2 separate regions of the Homo sapiens genome follow, and region 1 is linked to region 2. Evidence: chromatin loops called from intact Hi-C (ENCODE). Cell type or tissue: heart right ventricle. All regions are shown on one strand. Each heading gives the region's core, and the rest is flanking DNA. Links, peaks and the distances in the headings are about the cores only.

The links. Hi-C counts contacts between places; a loop is a spot of excess contacts. Peaks named below come from ENCODE experiments on the same cell type or tissue, not always from the same donor. Only the 100,000 strongest peaks of a DNase experiment are listed, where the experiment ranks them.
Region 1: it touches region 2 in a loop (18-fold over the local background); 1 of 110 quality-filtered maps calls a loop at or near these places.

Annotation. Positions count from the first base shown.
Region 1 is chr3:178,086,651-178,098,735 of GRCh38, forward strand. No RefSeq gene overlaps it. Among named protein-coding and RNA genes, the nearest start is that of LINC02015, 280 kb to the left of the region's middle. In heart right ventricle, for the core only: no CTCF peak of the experiment used is centred there; no DNase peak of the experiment used is centred there.
Region 2 is chr3:179,190,419-179,202,196 of GRCh38, forward strand. It overlaps PIK3CA (phosphatidylinositol-4,5-bisphosphate 3-kinase catalytic subunit alpha), which reads left to right. Exons shown (of 21, transcript NM_006218.4): 2 at 8,332-8,759; 3 at 9,272-9,481; 4 at 10,872-11,122. The coding sequence starts at 8,408. Among named protein-coding and RNA genes, the nearest start is that of PIK3CA, 48 kb to the left of the region's middle. In heart right ventricle, for the core only: no CTCF peak of the experiment used is centred there; no DNase peak of the experiment used is centred there; H3K27ac peaks cover 2,359 bases.

The sequences.
Region 1 (12,085 bases), core at 1,836-9,835, 1.1 Mb before region 2:
ACCACACTGGTTAACGACAGTCTCCACAGAGCCTCCCTTGGAGCTAGAGATGAAATATCACACTATTTCATGCGAAACTTCACTTTTAATCAAAGCAAGAGGAAAAAATCTTCTAGAGTCCCATAGTTGTGCCACAATAGGAATTTCTACCAAAGTCTACAATCATTCTTCGTTTTTCACTCTTTAAACATTTATCTATCGTAATTTAGTTTTTATTTTATCAAAGTTATGCATGATTTACAAGATATTAATGAGACTTTTGTTAGTTTCCTTTTAGATCTCAATGTTGATAGATGATAAATGATAGGACACCAACATTCTAATGGGAAAAGATAAACCATCTATACAGGACTTTTAAAGAGGTGGTCAACATCCAATATTGTGACCCTGTGCCTAGATACAAGAGACTTCTCAGATAATGAAAGACCATTTTTTGTCTCTTGTTATGTGACCATCTAATGTGAAAGCTCTAGCGTTATCCTTTCATTTACTCATTCTTCTCTATCTCAAGCCAGGTAGAAGGATTCCATGGGATTTATGTCATTGTGGGAATGGGACATGAGAGAATTCTGGGGAAAACTGACCTGTGTCTCCTGAGGTTTGGGAAGCCGTGAGTTCCAAGAGCAGCTGCATTTGGCATCATATTTGTCCAGAGTCTTGGACCACGAAGAAAATAACACAAGAGGAAAGAAAACAGCTAAGTTACTGACTTTCTGTGGCTAAGACAAAGGTTCTGGACCAATTGAAATTCAAAGTGAAATACATCTGGTGTATTTAATTCAGTCAGAATAGATTAGATAGATTCCATTTTCTACATGCTGATAACACCTAGGGAAGGACTGAGGAATGGAAGATCAAACACACAACCTCCTTATAAACACACCTCTGTGCAGCATTTATAATGTACACACAATAGCCAGCATATCTTTCCTCATAAGGTTTGGATTGTTGAAAAGGTGTTAAAGCAATTTACAATGGGGTTGTGATTTTTATTTGCAGTGCAAATAGGAAAGGACTTTTGATGCAAAACCTTGTCAATGCAGAAGCAAGGCATTATTTTCATGGTAGGAAAGATAAAGAAAAATAGAATCTGCATCTCCCTTTGAAGAATCTAGCCCTAGCTGCCAAGGAAAGCAAAATAACAGAACAAATAGATTCCTGTGAGAGGATAAGCACCTTTTCGATCCTGGGAGCTTTGTCATTTTTCAAAACTAGTACATTTTTCATAGTTTGCCACAGTGATCTTCAAGTAGATAAATGGATATAGTCAGAAGCAAGTTAATTCCCATCCAGTTCCTTTTTAAGGATAACAGATAACTTCAAAGAGAAGTGGCACAAAGAAATGGTAGATGAAGAAAATAAAAGCACAGTCTGAAAATGAAGGGGTTCAGAAACCAATTGAAATAAAGCATGGCTTTAAACGATTTCTTAAATTATTCACATGTCACATTATTGGAAAAGCAATGGTTTCTCTCAGCCATTTCTTCCTAAATGTTTTGCTTTTGTTTCCAGAAATAACAGGTTTAATTAAGTGTGCAATATATACTCAAGCAATCCAGACTAATGCACACAGGACTTTTGAAATCACTTAGAAGATTTTAGGAGAGATTTGGATTTGCCATGTTCGGATGCTAATGGAGAAAGCTGGTCTTCAGGGAAAGGGCATGCATGAGTTGTGTATGGCTTTGTCAGTGCTGTCAAAGCTAGTTATTACATTATTAGGAAAAAATGGTTTTGAAAATAGCAAACATTAAGCAAACTGGAAATAAAACTAAGCTTTGTTAAACTCCTTATATGTGTCAGGATAATTTCACATGCATTATTTCAATTAAATCTTAAAAAACTCAGAGGAAATGGATATCATTTCCCCATTTTTAAGATATGTAAGCCAAGACTTTGTGAAGGCTAAGGTTCTTTCAAACCCAAGGTGTCTGACGGCAAATCCAACCCCTTTTCAATTATATTTATTCATATCTCTATGCTAATGAAGATGCATTATCAGTAAATACTGTTTCTGATCAGGAGATCAAGATGTCTAGTAATGCATTAAAGGTGTTCTACCCATTTAATCTGGGATAATCATATCCTTAAACAGCCCAGTTAGAACACTTTTGTATGTTCATGTTTACAAAACAATGTCAAGCATTTAATATAATTCAGTAAGAATGGTCACAAAATGTTGACAGTATGATTTACTGAACTTGCATACAAATGCTAGTTTCAGGAACACAGAATTTTTTTCTATAAGAGGAAGAGAGAGAGTTGCAAATCAGTCAAGGCCACTGGAGCTAGCTCATTGCCTCAATATGTTGCTATTTATTTTGTGATTACAAATTTAAAGCAAACTAAATAAACGTCTTCAGCTTTAAAAGGTACAAGTGCATTATACATTTCATGACTAGCACTGTCTTTTTTCTATAAACTACAAAGGAAGATAATGAATGCAGTTGAGCACATACTGTGAGTAGGCTGGTCCAGCCTATATTTTATAGGCTGTGCAGAATAGCACCCTTGTAAATCAAATGGATGTTGAACATTGGACTTTGAGTCAGGAAACATGAGCTCTAGTCCTGATATCACTGTTGAGTAGGCCCATGAGGTTTTTCCAGTGAATTAGTCTGTTTTGGCTTCATTTTCCTAGATGTTTTGTATAAATGTACTTTTAATACATCTCAGCATTTATGAATATTTAGTAAGCACACACACATTGCCTGTTGAATTGACAAAATAAGAAATTGGGTTTGATTTTTTTCTAAAGTTTTATAATGTTCTAGATTTTTATTTGTTGAACATGTCCAGGTACTGGATTCTTTTAGAAGTTATTCCAAATAAAATACAAGAATAAGTGGGCTTTTCTGAGTTTTCTGCCAAGGACACAAGGCATGTCAAAGTCTTTCAGCTAAAGAAATGTGACTAGAAATAGGATATGATATGTTAAAAGAGGTCAGATTTAAAAATAAGCTAAAACATTTTCTAAGACTTCCCATTAATAACATGCTACATTTTAGAAAAGGCACTAGGCAAGGAATCAGCAGATACATGGAATTTATTAACTGTTTTAGCACTAAATACCTCAATAAATTTGGCTGTCCCTTATTCTGTCTGGCTCCTGGTTTTCTCAGCTGTGAAATGAACTGCAGCATTGTGCTGTAAAGGAATAATGAGGGTTAGGTCAAAACATCCAATAGTCAGTCAAGAAGAAGCAAGCATTTGGGGAAATCCATATAATAAAAAAGCACCATATTCAACCAAACAGAAAAACTGATACCCAAGTCATCAATGTAGCAAACAGAAGTGTGTGTGTGTGTTTCAAAATGTGTTTTTAAAAATTCTAGAAACTTGTCCCTCAGTGGCCAAGATGGCTGACTACAAGCAGCTAGGGTATGTGGCTCTCACAGAGAGGAATGAGAGGGTGGAGTAAATACAGCACCTTCAACTGAAACATCCAGGTACTTGTATTGGGACTAATCAAGGAAACAACTTGACCCACAGAGAACAGAAAGGCAAGGCAAAAGGATGGCCCACCCAGGAGTGACATGGAGCCAAGGGAACCTCCCCTGCCAGGGAAGTGGTAAGTGAACATGTGATCCTGGAAAACCACACTTCTCCCATGGACGCTTGCAACCCTTGGGTCAGGAGATCCTCTTGTGAACTCACTCCACCAGGGCCTTCAGTATGATATACACAGCTAGGTGGAGTCTTGGCAGATCAGCCATTTGTGCACACAGAGAGACCTAGGTGCTTTACATATTCCTGCTCTGGGCTTCCCAGCAAAAGTAACAGCAACTCCAGCAAAGTGGGAGGTTAGACCTCTGTACGTACCACTACGAAAGAGGCTGAATTCAGTGGGCTGAGCAGTGATGATCTGCGGGCCTCATTTCCACAACATCTCACAAGATAAAGCCCACAGTCTTGGAATTCCAGCCAGCTACCAGGAGCAGTGTTGCACCTACTTGGGGAAGAAATCAAGGGGTGGGGAGGAGCAGGACGCCATCTTAACTATTTGGAAAACTCAGCCATTCCAGCCTGTGGGTGGAAGGGATCTCCCAACATAGCACAGCTGCTCTACCAAAATGTAGCCAAACTGCTTCTTTAAGTAGTTCCCCAATATGTTTCTCCTCACTGAGTGGGACCCCCACCCTGAACTAGGACCCCTTAGCCACCCCTGCTGATGTTCTCTGGCCAAAAGAGATTTGAAAACTTCCTAGGACAGAGTTCTCAGAGGGATGAATGGGTCACAATCTTTCCTGTTTGGGTGACTTAGCCATTCCAGCCTCCAGGCTTTGGAGAGCCCAAGCTGACTGGGGGTGGAAGTTGTACTCCAGTACAGCACAGCTACTCTGTGAAAGTGTGCCCAGACTGCTTCTTTAAGCAGGTTCCCAATCCCATTCTGGCTGACTGAGTGAGATCACCTAACTAAGGTCTCCAGCCACCTCCTACAGGTGTGTTCAGGCTGGCAACAGGTCCATAGCTCCCTAGGATGGAGCTCCCAGAGAAAGGGGCAGGCTGCCATCTTTGCTGTCTCACAGCCTTCACTGGTGATCCCTCCAGGTACTGGAAAATCTGAGGTGACTAGGGACTGGAGTGGACCTCCAGCAAACCACAGCAGCCCTGTGGAAAAGTGGCCAGACCGTAAAAGAAAAAATAAAAATCGAAAGGTAAGCAATCTCAAAGATTGAAGGTAGATAAGCCTACAAAGATGAGAAAGAATCAATGCAAGAATGCTGAAAACTCAAAAGCCAGAGTGCTCGCTTTCCTCCAAATGACTGCATCAGTCATTTGGGTTCAGAACTGGGCTGAGGCTGAGATGGCTGAAATGACATAAGTAGAATTCAGAATATAGATAAAATCGAACTTCACTGAGCTAAAGGATCATGTTGTAACCCAATACAAGGAAGGTAAAAATCATAAAACATTGTGGGAGCTGACAGACAAAATAGCCAGCCTGAAGAAGAACACAACCAACCTGACAGAGCTGAAAAACACACTACAAGAACTTAATAATGTGATTACAAGTATTAATAGCAGAATAGACCAAGTGGATGAAAGAATCTCAGAGCTTGAAGACTAACTTTGTAAAATAAGACAGATATATAAGAATACAGAAAAAAGAATCAAAAAGAATGAACAAAACCTCCAAGAAATATGGGATTATGTAAAGAAACTGAATTTATGACTGATTGGCAGAGAATGGAACCAATTTGTAAAACATATTTCAAGATATCATCCATGAGAGCTATCTCAACCAAGCTAGACAGGCCAACATTCAATTCAGGAAATGCAGACAACCTCAGTAAGATACTCTATGAGAATATCATCCTTGAGACACATAATCATCAGATTCCCCAAGGTAAAAATGAAAGAAAAAATGTTAAGGGCAGCTAGAGAGAAAGGCCAGGTCACCTACAAAGGGAAACACATCAGACTAACAATGGACCTCTCAGCAGAAACCCTACAAGCCAGAAGAGATTGAGAGGCAATATTCAACATTCTTAAGAAAAAGAAATTCCAATCCAGAATTTTATATCTGGCCAAATTAAGCTTCATAAGCCAAGGAGAAATATGATCCTTTTCAGACAAGCAAATGCTGAGGGAATTCATTACCTCCAGACCTGCCTTACAAGAGCTCATAAAGGAAGCTTTAAATATAGAAAGTAAAGGCCATTACCAGCCTCTACAAAAGCATGTTTAAGGAGGCAGACCAGTGATACTATAAAGCAACCACATAAAGAAGTCTGCAGAATAACCAGCTAACATCATGATGATAGGATCAAATCCACACATATCAATACTAACCTTAAATGTAAATGGGCTAAGTGCTCCAATTAAAAGACACAGAGTGGCAAACTGGATAAAGAACCAAGACCCATTGGTATGCTGTCTTCAAGTGCCCCATCTCACATGCAATGACACATGTAGGCTCAAAATAAAGGGATGGAGAAAAATCTACCAAGAAAATGGAAAACAGAAAAAAGTAGAGGTTGCAATCTTAGTTTCCGACAAAACAGACTTTAAACCGACAAAGACAAAGAAGGGCATTACATAATGGCAAAGGGTTCAATTCAATAAAAATATCTGTCTATCCTAAATATACATGCACCCAACACAGGAGCACCTAGATTGATAAAGCAAGCTCTTAGAGACCTTCAAAAAGACAGACTCACACACAATAATAGTGAGATACTTCAGCACTTCACTGAAAATATTAGGGTGATCATCAAGACAGAAAATTAATAAAGATATTCAGAACCTGAACTCAGCACTTGATCAAATGGACCTGATAGATATTTGCAGAACTATCCATCCAAAAAGAGCAGAATATACATTCTTCTCATTGCCACATGGCATTTACTCTGAAATTGATTACAAAAATGGAAGTAAAACACTCCTAGGCAAATGCAAAATAACTATAATCATAATAATCTCTCAGACCACAGCACAATCAAATTAGAACTCAAGACTAAGAAATTCACTTCAAAACCATATAAAATTACATAAAAATTGAATAACCTACACCTGAATGACTTTTGGGTAAATAACAAAATTAAGGCAGAAATCAAGGAGTTATTTGAATCTAATAAGAACAAAAATACAATGTACTAGAATCTCTGGAACACAGCTAAGGTAGTGTTAAGAGGGAAATTTATAGCACTAACTGCCCACATTGAAAAGGTAGAAAGATCTCAAGTTAACAACCTAACATCAAAACTAAAAGAACTACAGAAGCAAGAACAAACAAATCCCAAAGATAGCAGAAGACAAGTAATAACCAAAATCAGAGCTAAACTGCAGGAGAAAGAGACACTAAAAACCATTAAAAGATCAATAAATCGAGGAGTTGGTTTTTTGAAAAAATTTAATAAAATAGACAGCCAGCTAGACTAATAAAGAAGAAAAGATAGAAGATTCAAATAAACACAATCAGAAAAATAAGGGGAATATTACCACTGATCTCACAGAAATATAAACAACTATCAGATAATATTATAAACAACTTTATGAACATAAACTAGAAAATGTAGAAGATATGGATAAATTCCTGGACACATACACTCTCCCGAGACTGAACCAGGAAGAAATTGAATCCCTGAACAGACCAATAATGAGTTCTGAAATTGAGGCAGTAATAAATAGCCTACCAACCAAAAAAAGCCCTGGACCAGATGGATTCACAGCTGAATTCTACAAGTTGTACAAGGAAAAAGCTGGTACCATTCCTACTGAAATGATTTAAAAAAAATCTTTTTTAAAGGAGGGACTTCTTCCTAACTTACTCTATGGAGCCAGCATCATCCTGATACCAAACCCTGGTAAAGAGAAAATGAAAGGAGAAAACTTCCGGCCAATATCCTTGATGAACATTGATGCAAAAATGCTCAACAAAATACTGGCAAACCAACTCCAGCAGCACATCAAAAAGCTTATACACTGCATTCAAGTAGGCTTCATCCCCAGATGCAAGGATGGTTCAATGTATGCAAATCAATAAATGTGATTCATCACATAAGCAGAACTAAAGACAAAAACCATATGATTATCCTAATAGAGGCATAAAAGGCCTTTGATAAAATTCAACATCACTTCATGTTAAAAACTCTTAATAAGCTAGGTACTGAAGGAACATATCTCAAAATAGTAAGACCCATACATTACAAACCCATAGCCAACATCATAATGAATAGTCAAAAGCTGGAAGCATTCCCCCTGAAAACTGGCACAATACAAGGAAGCCCTCTTTCACCACTCCTATTCAACATAGTATTGGAAGCTCTGGTCAAAGAAATCAGGCAAGACAAAGAAATAAAGGCATTCAAATAGGAAAAGAGGAAGCCAAACTATCCTGTTTGCAGGTGATATGATCCTATATCCAGAAAACCCCATTGTCTCAGCCCCAAAGCATTTTAAGCTGACAGACAACTTCAGCAGTCTCAGCATACAAAATCGACCTGCCAAAATCACTAGCATTTCTATACACTAAAAAGAGTCAAGCCAAGAGCCAAATCATGAACAAACTCCCATTCAGAATTGCAACAAAAAGCATAAAATACATAGGAATATAGCTAACTAGGGAGGTGAAAGATCTCTACAAGGAGAACTACAAACCACTGCTCAAAGAAAGCAGACATGACACAAACAAGTGGAAAAACATTCCATGCTCATGAACAGGAAGAATCAATATTGTTAAAATGGCCATACTGCCCAAAGCAACTTACAGATTCAATGCTATTCCCATTAAACCACCATTGTCATTCTCACAGGACTAGAAAAATAACTATTTTAAAAAGTGTATGGAACAAAAAATGAGCCTGAATGGCCAAGGCAATGCTAAGCAAAAAAACAAAGGTTGAGGCATCATGCTCTGACTTCAAACTATACTACACTGTTATGGTAACCAAAACAGCATGGTATTGGTACAAGAACAGATACGTGGACCAATGGAACAGCATAGAGAACCCAGAAGTAAGATTGCACACCTACAACTATCTGACCTTTGACAGACCTGACAAAAACAAGCAATGAGGAAAGGATTTTCTATTCAATAAATGGTACTTGGATAACTGGCTAGCCATATGCAGAAGACTAAAACTGGACCCCTTCCTTAAATCATATGCAAAAATGAATTCAAGATGGGTTAAGAATTAAATGTAAAACCCAAAACTATAAAAACCCTGGAAGACAACCAAAGCAATACCATTCAGGACATAGGTACAGGCAAAGATTTCATGAGAAAGCCACCAAAAGCAATTGCAACAAAAGCAAAAATTGATAAATGGGATCTAATTAAATGAGTTTCTTCACAGTAGAAGAAGCTATCTACAGAGTAAAAGACAACCTAAAGAGTGGGAGAAAAGTTTTGCAACCTATACATCTGACAAAGGTCTAATATCCAGCATCTATAAGGCTCTTAAATAAATATGCATGAAAACAAACCCCATAAAAAAGTGGCAAAGGACATAAATAGACACTTTCAAAAGAAGACATACATGCAAGCAGTCAACAATCATGTGAAAAAAAGCTTATCATCACTGACCATTAGAGAAATGCAAATCAAAACCGCAATGAGACACTTCTAACACCAGTCAGAATGGTTACTGTTAAAACGTCAAAAAATAACAGATGGTGGTCAGGTTGTAGAGAAAAAGGAACAGTTATACACTGTTGTTGGGAGTGTAAATTAGTTCAGCCATTGTGGAAGATAGCATGGCAATTCCTCAAAGACCTAAAGACAGAAATACCATTTGACCCAGAAATTACTGGGTATATACCAAAATAAATATTAATCATTCTATTATAAAGACACATGCACACATATGTTCATTGCAGCACTATCCACAATAGCAAAGGCATGCAATCAATCTAAAAGTCCATCAATGATAGACTGGATAAAGAAAATGTGGTATATACACACCATGGAATACTATGTAGGCAAAAAAAGAACTAAATCATGTCCTTTGCAAGGACATGGATGGAGCTAAAAGCCATTATTCTTAGCAAACTGATATAGTTTGGCTCTGTGTCCCCAACCAAATCTCATCTTGTAATTTCCATGTGTTATGGGAGGGAACTGGTGGGAGATGATTGAATTATTGAATTCCGGGGGCGGGTCTTTCCTGTGCTGTGATAGTGAATGGGTCTCATGAGATCTGATGGTTTTAAAAATGGGAGTTTCCCTGCACAAGCTTCTGTTCCTTGTGGCTGCCATGTAAGAAGTACCTTTTGCCTTCAGCCATGATTGTGAGGCCTCCCCAGCCACATGGAGCTGTGAGTCCAATAAACTTATTTCTTTTGTAAATTGCCCAGTCTCGGGTATGTCTTTATCAGCAGTATGAAAACAAACTAATACACAAACTAACACAGAAACAGAAAACCAAATACTGCACGTTCTCACTTGAAAGTGGGAGCTAAATGATGAGAACAAATGGACACACAGAGGGGAACAACACACACTGGGGACTTTTGGAGGGTGGAGGGTGGGAGGAGGGATAGGATCAGGAGAAATACTTAATGGGTACTAGACTTAGTACCTAGATGATGAAACAATCTGTACAACAAACCTCCATGACACAAGTTTATCTATGTAACAAACCTACACTTGTATCCCTAAACTTAAAATAAAGATTAAACAAAGAAAGGAAACTGGTCCCTACTGGGGAAGCTATTAGGATTGGATATTTGAGTAAAGGAATTTATGTAAAATGGATTTCCACATTTACAATTCATAATTTGCATAGTATGAATTATACCCAATAAGAATATATGCATTCATCACATTGTGTAATATTGTGACATTTGAAAATAATTTTAGACACATAAAGAAAGAAAAATAAAGTAAAAGAGGAAGGAAGGAAGGAAAGAAGGGGGGAGGGAGAGAGGAATGAAGGGAAGGAGAGAGGAAGGAAGGAAGGGAAGGAGAAAGGAAGGAAGGGAGGGAGAGAGGAAGGAAGGAAGGGAAAGAAATAAAGGAAAAAAATGTGGGTTACAGAGTCAGATAACACTGGGATTTATACTAACCCTATTACTTATTAGCTCTGTATATTTGAATAAGTTAATTAAGTTTTCCCGCCAAAGTTTTCTTATCTATAGGACAGAGATTAAAATAGGTACCTTACCATGTTGTTATAAGGATTAAAGATAATGTATGTAAAGCACCTGGAATATATTCAAAACTTAATAAAGTGCAATTGTTATATGAAGAAGATAGATGAGATAATCTTGGTTTTACTTTATGGATCAATGAAATGGATTCTTATTAGAATCCTTTATTACTGATACAACTTCTACTCCTCCTTCCCATCTCCCCAGTTAAAAAAGAAATTAGAGAACTGGAAAGAAGACTAAAAGGCAGTAATAGAATAGATGCTATTTCATTCTTCTTGTAGCTACAAAGCCTTCTCTGGTAGCTCTCTATATGTACTGCATGTAATAGAGAATGTGTAAAAGCTTTCAGGGTATTTGTTCTGAGAAAACTGCAGCCTAAAAAGCAGCAGATGGAAGAAGTAATGAAAGGATGTCTACAGACATTAGATAGTCTAGGATGCTTCCTAGAGGCAGATTTCAACATCCCATTGCACAATTCCATTCCTCCTCCTCATATCGCTTTCTGCCTTCTTTCCCCACTTCCCTTTGGAGATGAACTTGGCATGAAAGGAGAGAGGCTGTGATTTCAGGCAGCTGGTGGTGCAATGAGTCTCAGCCAAACCATCAAGATCAAACTGTGTAAAATCCCTTTCAATCTTTGAGGCAGTCCTGGCAGGAGAAGCAAATGCAGCACAACTGACAGCAAAGTGAAGAGTCAGGGGTATCCCACCTCCAGAAAACTATTGTCATGTGACTCAGAAGAAAGGCTGGAATTTTAGTGGAGGAAAGGAAAAATGGTTGAAATGTCAAGACCTATTTAATATACCGGGGACAAGTAGGTGTGTTTCTTTGGGTTTTTTTGTTTTGTTTTTTGTTTTTTTTGAGACAAGGTCTCGCTCTGTCACCCAGGCTGGAGTGCAGTGGCAGGATCTCGGCTCACTGCAAGCTCCGCCTCCTGGGTTCACGCCGTTCTCCTGCCTCAGCCTCCAGAGTAGCTGGGACTACAGGCGTGTGCCACCATGCCCAGCTAATTTTTTTGTATTTTTAGTAGAGACGGGGTTTCGCCATGTTAGCCAGGATGGTCTCGATCTCCTGACCTCGTGATCCACCTGCCTCGGCCTCCCGAAGTTTTATTTGGGTTTTAAAAAACCAACAAATGAAAATGGTTCAGAGATCTACTTAAGAAATGGAGATAATCCAGGTATATATATGGTGATTCACCTCTGCCACTCTTCTTGGTTAGGATTCCCGTTTGGGATTAAGATACATTATTAATCAAGTCTCTTATGATTTCTACTTACTTGGGGTCAGCCCTAGCTCATCTAGTATGTAAAGAAAAACACCCTGCTTCCTCTGGACAGTTGAGCCTCCGCTATGGAGCATGGCTGTGCAAGCAGAATAAGGGCTGGCTTTCAGCTCCACTTGCCCCTTTGGTCTGGCATCCTTGTTCAGTGAACAACTTGCACACTTATGTGTGGTAACCTTGCTCCCAAATATCAATTGACCT
Region 2 (11,778 bases), core at 3,779-11,778:
TAGAAATACATATAAAAGGCTGTGGTAACATTTAAAAAGGGAGTAACTGACTCTAGAAATATTTAAAGTAACTTTCAACTGCAGTAATAAGACCATTGAATTATTAACCCAGATTTGAATCATGTTGTTTCTGTAGCAAATGTAGAGGGAAGTTTTGTTCTCCTGTTCCAAATCAGACTAAAGATTCATTTGGTAATTTAAAAATCAGAAAAGCTTTTTTTTTCTCTCTCTCTCTCGTTAATGGGTTGTAGGGGGGTGAAAGAACCGTCTCTGTCTCCTCTGGAGGCTCAGTATTTGAGTCCAAGAAATAAACTTGACAGTAGACAGATTAACAGGAGAAAAGGCATGTAAATGTATCGTATGCATATGCATAGGGGTCCTACAAAGTATGAGACTCAGATAAGGGCCAGACGGCTGAAGCTTAAATAGTACTTTTAGCTACAGAAACAAATATGGGCTTAAGGCTCCTGGAGGGTGAGGGGAAGAACTGTACTGTGAACGAAAATTGTCTTGCTCTGCGGATAAAGTCTCTCAGATAGTAGCCCTCAGAAGAATAGGTGAAAAGTCTGTATGGGCCTGGTGTCTTGGGTGTGCGGACCTCTAGTCTCCTCTCCTGTGATAGGAGTTAATGTAAATTCCAGAGATGGGGTTCACAATTCCATTCCTTCTGGAGGAACTTCCGTCTTGATAAGGGAAACTTCAGAGAAAGCCCTTTCTTCACTTGAGGAGAGAAGATGAAGAGACAGAGGTACAGGGGAATGTCAGACCTTGGTTCTGATGCTGCTTTTTTAGTTCAAAGAACTCATCATGTCAAAGTGTCATACTTTGGGGTATAGTTTCCTGACCCCTAACATGAGCAAATAAAGAGATGTAACTGAGTTAGCCACAAAACTATTTTTTTCTGTTGGCTCTATCCAAAAATGAGAGTGGAAAATGTTCTGTGAACATATATCTAAAAGTATGGGTAAAACTTGTTTTACAAACTGTTGGTCATTCAGCAAACATTTAAACAGCTTCTATACTTGTGGAACATAAATAACTAGAAAATACAAGCTGCTTATTTTAGCAAATTGTGGCTGTTTGCATTGCTCAGGCTGCCAGTTGTGCCAATTGTGCTGAGGTATGCTTCAAAATAACTTTCTTTCTTATTTTTAATGACTTTTTAATGCAGGTACAATATCGATGTTTTAAAAACATAAGTATTTGGTGTTTTGTTTTGTTTTGTTTTGTTTTTTGAGATGGAGTTTCGCTCTTGTTGCCCAGGCTAGAGTGCAATGGCGCAGTCTCGGCTCACTGCAACCTCTGCCTCCCAGGTTCAAACAATTCTCTTGCCTCAGCCTCCCAAGTAGCTGGGATTACAGGCTCCCGCCACCAGGGCCCAGCTAATTTTTGTATTTTTAGTAGAGACGGGGTTTCACCATGTTAGCCAGGCTGGTCTCAAACTCTTGACCTCAGGTGATCTGCCCTCCTCAGCCTCCCAAAGTGCTAGGATTACAGGCATGAGCCACCACGCCTGGCCTAAAAACATAAGTATTTTAAACATAATACACTTTTGAAATTGAAACCTGAACTGAAATATATAAAATATACTTTCTGCATATTTTAAAGTAGTTAAGCCAGAAAACATCTTAGGCTGTATTTATAGAGACTGGTAATCCATAGTCAAGTAATAGTTTTCTGTACTCTGCCTTGGAAATACTGATTCCAGAATATTGTAGTAGATTTTCATTGCCACATTTTGAGATGAATATTAGCAAAAGGGCATATCCAATGATGGCAAAAATGAGATGGTAAACTATCTTGCCTGAATTATGGTTGAAGGAATTGGTGGAAAAAGACCCAGGGGAAATTCTAATAGCTTTCAAGTATGTGATGAGATAGAGAAAGTGGAACTGAGGGAATGAACAAGATAATTTAGGAGTAACTATGTTTAGGGATAACTTCAGAATTACTCCACAAAAAGTTCCCTGTCAGGCAGTAAGCTCCCAGCAATGAAAGTACCCACTTAAATCACTTCTGAGATACTTTCCTATTTCAAGATTTTAACTTAAGGGCTTAAAGAACTTAGGTTGACACTGTATAGGACTGTAGTTTGCAGAGGCAGGGTTTGGGATAACTTCTTAGCCACTGGGCACTTATGCGGTTGATACCAGGTAATTCTAATACATTACAGGGATCAGCAAACTTTTTTTCTGCAAGATGCCAGATAGTAATATTTTAGGCTTTGCAGGCCATATGGTCTCTATAGCATCTGCTCAACTCTGTTGTTGCAGTGCAAAAGTATTGTTGACATTATGTAAACACAGTTTGTTACCTGTGTTCCAATAAAACTTTATTTACAAAAGCAAGTGGTGAGTTGGATTTGGCCTGTGGGTCATGCTTTGACGACCCTTGCCTTAACTAATGAAATCTAGAAATAGAGTTCTAATGTAAATATAGAAAGGCTTTCAATCTAGGGATTAAAAATCGAACTGTCAAGATGTCATTGTCTTCTTGGTCTGAAAGAGTACACATCAAGTGTTCAAAATAGTGAATTGCCCAATGAATTAAGAAACCTTCCAGTATAAAAGTCAAATGACAATGGAGAATCTGATACTGTTTTTTACTCTTTATTTCTGCTACTTAACGTTGTTCTTAAAGGCGTCGTTACTTCTGCTGGGTAGTACTGTCTACTCAGTTGGACTGCTGATGCAGACCCAGTCCATACCAACAAGTTAACACAGGTTCAGGCCTTCTGAGAACCAAAAGATTTTTAAGTACTTCCTTCCTAAATACAGTAACTTTTAACAGTAATTTTAACACCAGAAGCAAGAAGTAAACAAAAATCTCTGATGATCGAGGCATCTGTTGTCATATATTTTGTGCTCCTAAGGTCATACAGCAGAGCCTCTTGTATTATCTTTTGGTCTGTTGGCCTTTAGTTTATAGTTTGTAAAATGGTGGTCACATGTCAATGCTGACTAGAAGAAGGAGATGCTACTGTAATCAGGCAGGTTGGCCTTCGCTGAGAAGTGACCATTGATTGCTAGAAAACAAAGAAATGGGAGGCATTCAGCAACCTGGGGTTGTTGGTTTTAGGACCAGAAATGTACCCCCAAGTCTCCACCAAATTTCTCAATAATCCTGAAGAGTTTTGCTGTTTGTGTTTTAATATAACACAGTAATTGGTGCTTGTAATGAGGACTATAATTCATCAAAAAGGTAAATTGTGAATTGTGCACACGCACACACACTCTTCTAAGCAAATGGGACTGCTCTATTTTGAACAGTCTTCAAATTGAAATAACTTATTTCGATATGTAGAAAATTAGGATAAGCAAAACCAATTTATTTACTCTTAAGAGTTCCAGATAGTAGTGATTTGTCAGTATGCATATGAATCTTTAGTCCTGGCATTCTGAACTCAAAACCTCAATAGAGTGGTTTCTTGACCCTTAAAGTGTTTTATTTTTAGTAAATACATTTTTAATTCTGTGACCTCAAACCTCCAAGCTACATTATGATTTCATAATTTTATAGTGATTTATCCCCCCATTGCTTTAAATTTAATAATCCCATCCTCTTTATTGGTATTTAATTTTTTCTGTAGTCTAAAGGCCCTTTTATTTAAAATGTTATATATTCTGATTTCTTAATTTTAGGGATTTTTCTCTAGACAATTGAGAATATGTAATTTTTACACTTTAATGTTCATTTGATTATAACCTACACTTGAAAAGCAATTTTTAAAGAAATCTGAGAGAATTTAAAAATCATTTTAAAAGCATCATGTCATTTTTAGCTCAAAATACTTCAGAGAATTTATTTTATTTTATTTTTTTTGGAGACAGGGTCTTGCTCTGTTGCCCAGGCTGGAATGCAGTGGTGCCATCACGGCTTGCTGCAGCCTTGACCTCCCAGGCTAAAATGATCCTCCCACCTCAGCCTCCTGAGTACCTGGGACCATAGGCATGTGCCACCACACCTAGCTAATTTGTTTGTTTTTTTGTAGAGATGGGGTCTTGAGCCCAGGCTGGTCTCGAACTCCTCAGCTCAAGGGATCCTGCTGCCTCAGCCTCCCAAAGTGCTGGGATTACAGGTGTGAGCCACAACCCCCAGCCCAGAGTCTCCTTTTTACTAACGGTGTACAACATAAAATTCAAACTCTAACATGGTTTTACATCTGGCCCCTACCTACCTTTTGCCTCTCCTTCTTTGTCACATACTCCACCTGTTCCCATGCACTTTAGACTCAAGTAATGAAAAACAGCTTGTATTGCTAGGAACAGGCCGCATTCTTTCATGGTCTGACTTTATACACACTCTCTTGTGGCAACCTAGAACACCTGTCTATAGGCTCTCTTACATCAGGCCATACCCTTTCTGTGAAATTTTTAATCTGTAATATTCTACTGAAACTTTACCTCTCTGAAGCCTTCCCTAATCTCCTCAGGCTTTTCCATTGTTCATATTCTGTCTTGTAACAGTTATCACATTGTTAAAGTCGTTCCCCAGTAAACTATGAGACCCTTAACTGTGGAAGGGAAGGCATCTTTTTAACCTTTGTTTTTGTGCCATACTTAGCCTAGAGCCTGACATTAAGCAGGTACTTCTCAAAAAAAAAAAAAAAAAACACAGGGTAGAGACAGATAACAAGGGATTCCTGACACCTACGCTGTAGATAGCTATAACATTTCAATAGGAATCTTGGGAATCTGGGGAACTGGAAGCAGCTGGGAAAGCACCGGCATCTGAGCCACTCAGTACTCTTCCAGGCTTGTGTGTGAGCCTTGCCACCTTCAGGTATTAGCACTTGAAATCTAACTTCTTTATGAAGCTCCTTATTTACTTGCCTTCTCGGTGAAAAAAAAAAACAACAACAAAAACCGTTTCCTTCCCCATCTGGTGCCAGCACTGTATAATTCCTAATAAGCTTGAAAAGATAATGTTGGCAATACTTTACAAGTTTATTGCTAATGTTTAACATTTATTAGGTGCTTGCTGTGTGCTGATCTCTGTGCTTACATATTTTTCATATATCACTTCATCTATCTTCACAACAGTCCAGTGAAGTAGATGCCATTATTATCCCAATTTCACAAATGGGAAAAATGAGATTCATTGAGATAAATTAAACTACCCAAGGCCATACAACTATAGACTAAGGGGGCCAAAATTTGAATCTAGTGTAGATTCAAATTAGAGCTCATTCTCTTATTCACTACTGGGGAATATTGCCTGGCCATAACTGAAGTCCAAATAACAGCATGGTTATAATATGGGCTTTAAAATAATCTAGACCTGGATTCAAAATCCATTTATTGGAGGCAAGTGACTTCACTTCTGATCTTCAGTTTTCTCATATGTAAAATGATAATATCTACCTCAAAAGTGTTACTGCCCACCCATGTACATGGTACATACTAAAAAAGCAAATGTTAGTTCCATTTGCCACTTCTACACTTTATGTGAACCCTGGGGGTAATGGTTTGTACAGAATAAGGCCTGGCATGAGAAGACAAAAACCATCTGACAAATAAAAAAGCTGTCATTCTGTCTACCAGAATGTCAACCAGTGCCTGCCTTCCAGGATCAACAAGTGTTTTATTACCATAATCACATTTATTCTCTTAATGAAAAGGGTGTGTCTTGAGTATTTAATAGTTAATTACCCATAAATATACTACAGTAGAATAAGGAATAAAACCAGTGATCTGTCTACTATAGTAACTAGGTTTCTTTCTTGGTAATACTTAGGGAACATATGAGGGTTCCCTGTGGGTTGTTATTTATTATATAAAATAGTTGCTCTGGTAGTTCCATAATAGAGACCTGTCAGTGCCATTCAGCAGAGAAAAATCATAAACACAGCTGCTGTTTTTGTGTGGCTTGTGGTTTTGGTTTTGTTTTCATTTGAACTTTTTTATGCAGGCATGTCATCATTTAAAAGTAGTCATTTGGCGTTTTCCCTTGCATTCTTCAGATTTTTTGTAGGCTTAAAAAAATTTAAGTCACTTCTATAATTGTTCATACAGATTGATCCATCTGGTCTTTTTACTAGCCAATGAAATTTTTGACATGTAGGAAAAAGGACAATTATTTTAAATTCTATAATTTCAGTGGATCTCTTTTATAAGTTTGAAGAAAAATAGTTTCAACTATCAAAAAATATTTTTCTTATATTCTTCATTGTTTCCTGTTAATTTCTGTATTTTCGTGGGGGCTAAAAAGGCTAATAATTTCTGCTATTCCTACTCTTCACATCCTTTGTGTGTTATAACTCTGAAGCATACCATAATTATTTGTTTGCAACCAAGAATTGGTACAGCATAAATGTCTAATCAAATTAGGCCCTCTTGCTCTCTTTAAGTCACACTGGCTATGAGGTGGAGGTGGATTATAGGGGGCAGGCATCAATTCAGGGAGACCATTTAGGCCTTTGCAGTGGTCCAGACAAGAAATATTGATGGCCGGCCCAAGGTACTAAGAGTGGTATTTGAAGAATGTAGACAGAATAAAGAGAGAATTAACGAAGCTTGTTGATGGGTTAGATGTTGATTGGTGTGAGATGGAGAGAGGAGTCAGGGATGGCAGGTTTCCTCTCTTCTTTCTTGTTGTGTTTGTTCAACTCTTGCTTATCTTTTTTTTTTCTTTGTTTTTTGATGGAGTCTCGCTCTGTCGCCCAGACTGGAGTGCAGTGGAGCGATCTCGGCTCACTGCAACCTCTGCCTCCCAGGTTTAAGTGATTCTCCTGCTTCAGCCTCCTGAGTAGGTGGGATTACAGGTGCATGCCACCACGCCCAGCTAACTTTTGTATTTTTAGTAGAGACGGGGTTTCACCGTGTTGGTCAGGCTGGTCTCAAACTCCTGACCTCGTGATCTGCCCACCTCAGCCTCCCAAAATGCTAGGATTACAGGTGTGAGCCACCATGCCCAGCCACTTATCTTTAAAGGATTAAGTTTATGTTTCCTACTATGGGAAACCATCCCACCCCAAACTTGATGACCGCATTATGTGCTTTTATAGAACCTGGCACTTCTCCAGGATAGCATTTATTCTGTTTTGTAAGTGTGAATGTAATTACCCTACACACAGCATACACATAATCTTCATATTCTTTGCCTTGTCTTGTGAAGGCAAGGGCCATGTCTATCTTATTCGTCATTAGATTCCCACATCCAACATAGTCCTGGGGACAGCACCAATGCACTTTTGGTGCATAAGCAAATAGTGTCATTTATAGCTCTTACCTACAATATCTGATAGACTAATCAAATATAGTAGGTTATCTGGGCCTTTTTGATTCATGTCTCTAGCTTAACTTTCATTTTTTTCTTATTTGGTATCTCTCACTTTGCCTTTTGATATACTCTTACAGTTTCGCTCACTGAGTAAAAGAAAATATAAACAGCAAGAAGTAAACTTGTGTTTTATGGATTTTGATAACATCTTCTAAAAGACCCCCCAAGATTGTTGATGTCTAAAAAAATTAAGGGCCTTCAACTCATAATAATACTTAATAGTTCTTAAAATATTACAAACTGATTGGAACATTGCACTAACAGAGAGAGTCATGGATCTTATTTATGTGTAGATTCATTTCAGTCAGAAGTATTAGGACTGGTTTATTTGAGAAAGTAAATAGATCATTACAAATTCATCGTCATACTTCAAGGAAAATTCATTGATGACACTTTCTAATATTGTGACTATATACCTAAATCATACTTTAAGAACAGAATGTCTAAGATATCACCTAGATAAGAATCAATACAAAAAGAAAAAGGAAAATTACAAAGATTGATTTAAGAAAGACAAAAGACTAAGCCATAAAATTTCTCATTATTACAGGTTGAGGGCAGGGAGTGAAAAAGGAAAAGGATTTGACTTCTCTAGGCATGGTTTTACTTATTTTAAAATAAGAGCAGTGGACCCATGATCTGAAAGATTGTTTCTGGCCTAAATTCTGTTTTTCCGTAAGATAGAAGAGAATGATAAAGGTGATATGCAATGGGAATTTTGGGTTGAATTGCAACTTACTTTTCATTCTTCCCATAGCCTCATCTCTGTCTTGATGAAACCTTAGAGAATCCACTCAAATATAGTGTTTTCTTAAATGACTTTATTAAATTTAATTAAATACAAATGGTTTTTCTAATCTCTGCTGAAATAAATTCTTTGTAGCCTAATTTAGAGCAACAGTCTAGATTAGAATACTTAAGATGAATTATTACTACTTAGCCTAATCAAGTCAAACTATGGAAAATGAGTTTTTACATTTTAGCAGTGTTATAAATGTATTCTTCTGTAGTTGTGTCTCTTTTAACATATGTTTTCCTTCTTTGATTTAGGTTTCTGCTTTGGGACAACCATACATCTAATTCCTTAAAGTAGTTTTATATGTAAAACTTGCAAAGAATCAGAACAATGCCTCCACGACCATCATCAGGTGAACTGTGGGGCATCCACTTGATGCCCCCAAGAATCCTAGTAGAATGTTTACTACCAAATGGAATGATAGTGACTTTAGAATGCCTCCGTGAGGCTACATTAATAACCATAAAGCATGAACTATTTAAAGAAGCAAGAAAATACCCCCTCCATCAACTTCTTCAAGATGAATCTTCTTACATTTTCGTAAGTGTTACTCAAGAAGCAGAAAGGGAAGAATTTTTTGATGAAACAAGACGACTTTGTGACCTTCGGCTTTTTCAACCCTTTTTAAAAGTAATTGAACCAGTAGGCAACCGTGAAGAAAAGATCCTCAATCGAGAAATTGGTATGATACAATATCCTATTCTAAAATGCAAATAACCATAAAGCTTAACTGTTGTCCCTTTCTAAAATATTTCTGTCTAAACCAATACCTTCGTAATCTTAAATAGCTTTCTAAATAAAAATCATAAATCTAAAGTATGTTTTACTATCGAACTATGGAACTATTTTTAACACCTTGATATTATTCCATAAGGTTTTATTTAAGAAATGTCATTTGTGGGATGACTTAGATTTGTTATATCTCAGTGTTGTTATTCTTTTAAAAATGATTGATAGGAATGTTTGCTGCCTTTGCTCTAAATTGCTGAATATATTATTTTTTATATATTAAAAATATTCAGGACTGTCAACTTTTAATATATATGCATTCATCAAAAATTTGTTTTAACCTAGCGGTACTTTTTTTACTTTATTGTGATCTTCCAAATCTACAGAGTTCCCTGTTTGCAAAAAAAACATGTTCATGCTGTGTATGTAATAGAATGTTATATTCTTTATGTAATTTTATTAAAGGTTTTGCTATCGGCATGCCAGTGTGTGAATTTGATATGGTTAAAGATCCAGAAGTACAGGACTTCCGAAGAAATATTCTGAACGTTTGTAAAGAAGCTGTGGATCTTAGGGACCTCAATTCACCTCATAGTAGAGCAATGTATGTCTATCCTCCAAATGTAGAATCTTCACCAGAATTGCCAAAGCACATATATAATAAATTAGATAAAGGTAAGAAAATGACTAATCTACTCTAATCATTACTATAGTGCAGTCTTCTACCTGTGTCTATATCTTTGTATAGTCTTTTTTTTTTTTTCCAGCTAGATAGTAAGCTTCTTGAAGGCAGGGACTGCTTATACTGACAAGATATAGTTGAGTGCTAAATAGAAATTATGTACAATCAATATTTATTGGTTGAATTTTTGTGTGAATATGATACTGATTTCTTGGTAAATTGTCTATAAAACGGAAGAAGTATGAGTTTGAAATTTACTATTTTTTAGGATTCAGAATTAGAGCTGATTATCTTTTCATAAATAAAAACTATAAATAGAAACATTTTATGAAATTTTGGGAAAACTTTATACATTCTTGTTATTATATATCATAAATACACCAGAAAAAAATAAGTAATTTTCTTAAGTATTAAATGCAGTAATTCTGATCATGGGTGATAATATATAGGGAGATTTTTGATATTTAATATATTAGTTTCTAGAATTAAGGGAACAAGAAACTAAACTATATTGTTTTCAAAATGCATGTCATTGTATCAGATAAATATCTATATTTTTCAGGGTAACAGTAAAATTATCAATTTGAGTTAACTCTCACACACTATTAAATATCAAATTCTGTTAGTAGAATAAGTTAAGACATCTTATTACTATTCGTATTTTTCAAAGTAGTTTAATGCAACATAAGATCTTTCAAAATTCTTTTCTATTCTAGCATATATTTTAATGCTCTTTTCATTTTCCCGAACATTCTTTGTGAAAAATTTTCAACATATAGACAACTTGAAAGAAATGTACTGTGAACAACCAAACCTCTCTAAATAGTTTGTCTTCCCGTTTTCTTCATCTTTCTCTTTTCTTCTTTTTTGGACTCCTGGCTTAATCTTAAAAGGAGAAAATTAGACAATGCATTTCCTCTCCCCTCGTAATTTTCTTACCTTTCCTCCCTCACATTTTCTGTCATTCTAATTGAACATCTTTAAACCTCCATTGGTTCTTTCTTTACTTCCCATAGTTACCAAAAACTTCCACCTTAGGCACTGTCAAACCTTTGAGACCATCATGAATCACTATTCATAGGGGCAGTACCCATGAAGTATGTCATACAGTTTAGAATGGAAATTAGCTTGGTCTCAGGTACTTGTGACCCACATATCACAGTTTTGTGTGCTTGTCATAAAACATGAGATTTGGGAATGATCTGGCAGCCCGCTCAGATATAAACATTTTCTGTTTCTACCTGATATTTACCTAGTTTTAATTGGGCTGATTAAAAAGCATTTCTGATATGGATAAAGTAATGATAGTGAATACTTGTTGAAATTTCTCCCTTGAAAAATGAAAGAGAGATGGTGATTGCATCTAATGTTTTCCTGTTATAGGGCAAATAATAGTGGTGATCTGGGTAATAGTTTCTCCAAATAATGACAAGCAGAAGTATACTCTGAAAATCAACCATGACTGTGTACCAGAACAAGTAATTGCTGAAGCAATCAGGAAAAAAACTCGAAGTATGTTGCTATCCTCTGAACAACTAAAACTCTGTGTTTTAGAATATCAGGGCAAGTATATTTTAAAAGTGTGTGGATGTGATGAATACTTCCTAGAAAAATATCCTCTGAGTCAGTATAAGGTGAGTAACAAGTTTCAAAATATTAATTTTTAATTTAAAAAGTAATCACATTGAGGATGAGTATCTGTATTTTTTTTTTTTTTTTGAGACGGAATCTCACTCTCGCCCAGGCTGGAGTGCAGTGGCGCGATCTCGGCTCACTGCAGGCTCTGCCTCCTGGGTTCATGCCATTCTCCTGCCTCAGCCTCCCGAGCAGCTGGGACTACAGGCGCCCGCCACCACACCTGGCTAATTTTTTGTATTTTTAGTAGAGACAGGTTTTGCACCATGTTATCTAGGATAGTCTTGATCTCCTGACCTCGTGATCCACTCTCCGTGGCTTCCCAAAGTGCTGGGATTACAGACGTGAGCCACCACGCCCAGCCAAGTATCTATTTTTAGGATATACTTCTTGATAAGTAATATTAGTAAATAGCGTTTGTAAGCTTATTCTTTTAATTCTGTGATTAATTCGAGAGGCTGAAAATGTTGGCAGTTACTCCAGCTCCCAAATATAGATATTCCATGGGGTTGTTGTTTTTGTTGTTGTTTGTTTGTTTTTCGAGACAGGGTCTCGCTTTGTCTCTCAGGCTGGAATGCAGTGGTATGATCATGGCTTACTGCAGCATCAGCCTCCCAGGCTCAAGCAGTCCTCTCACCTCAGCCTCCTAAGTGGC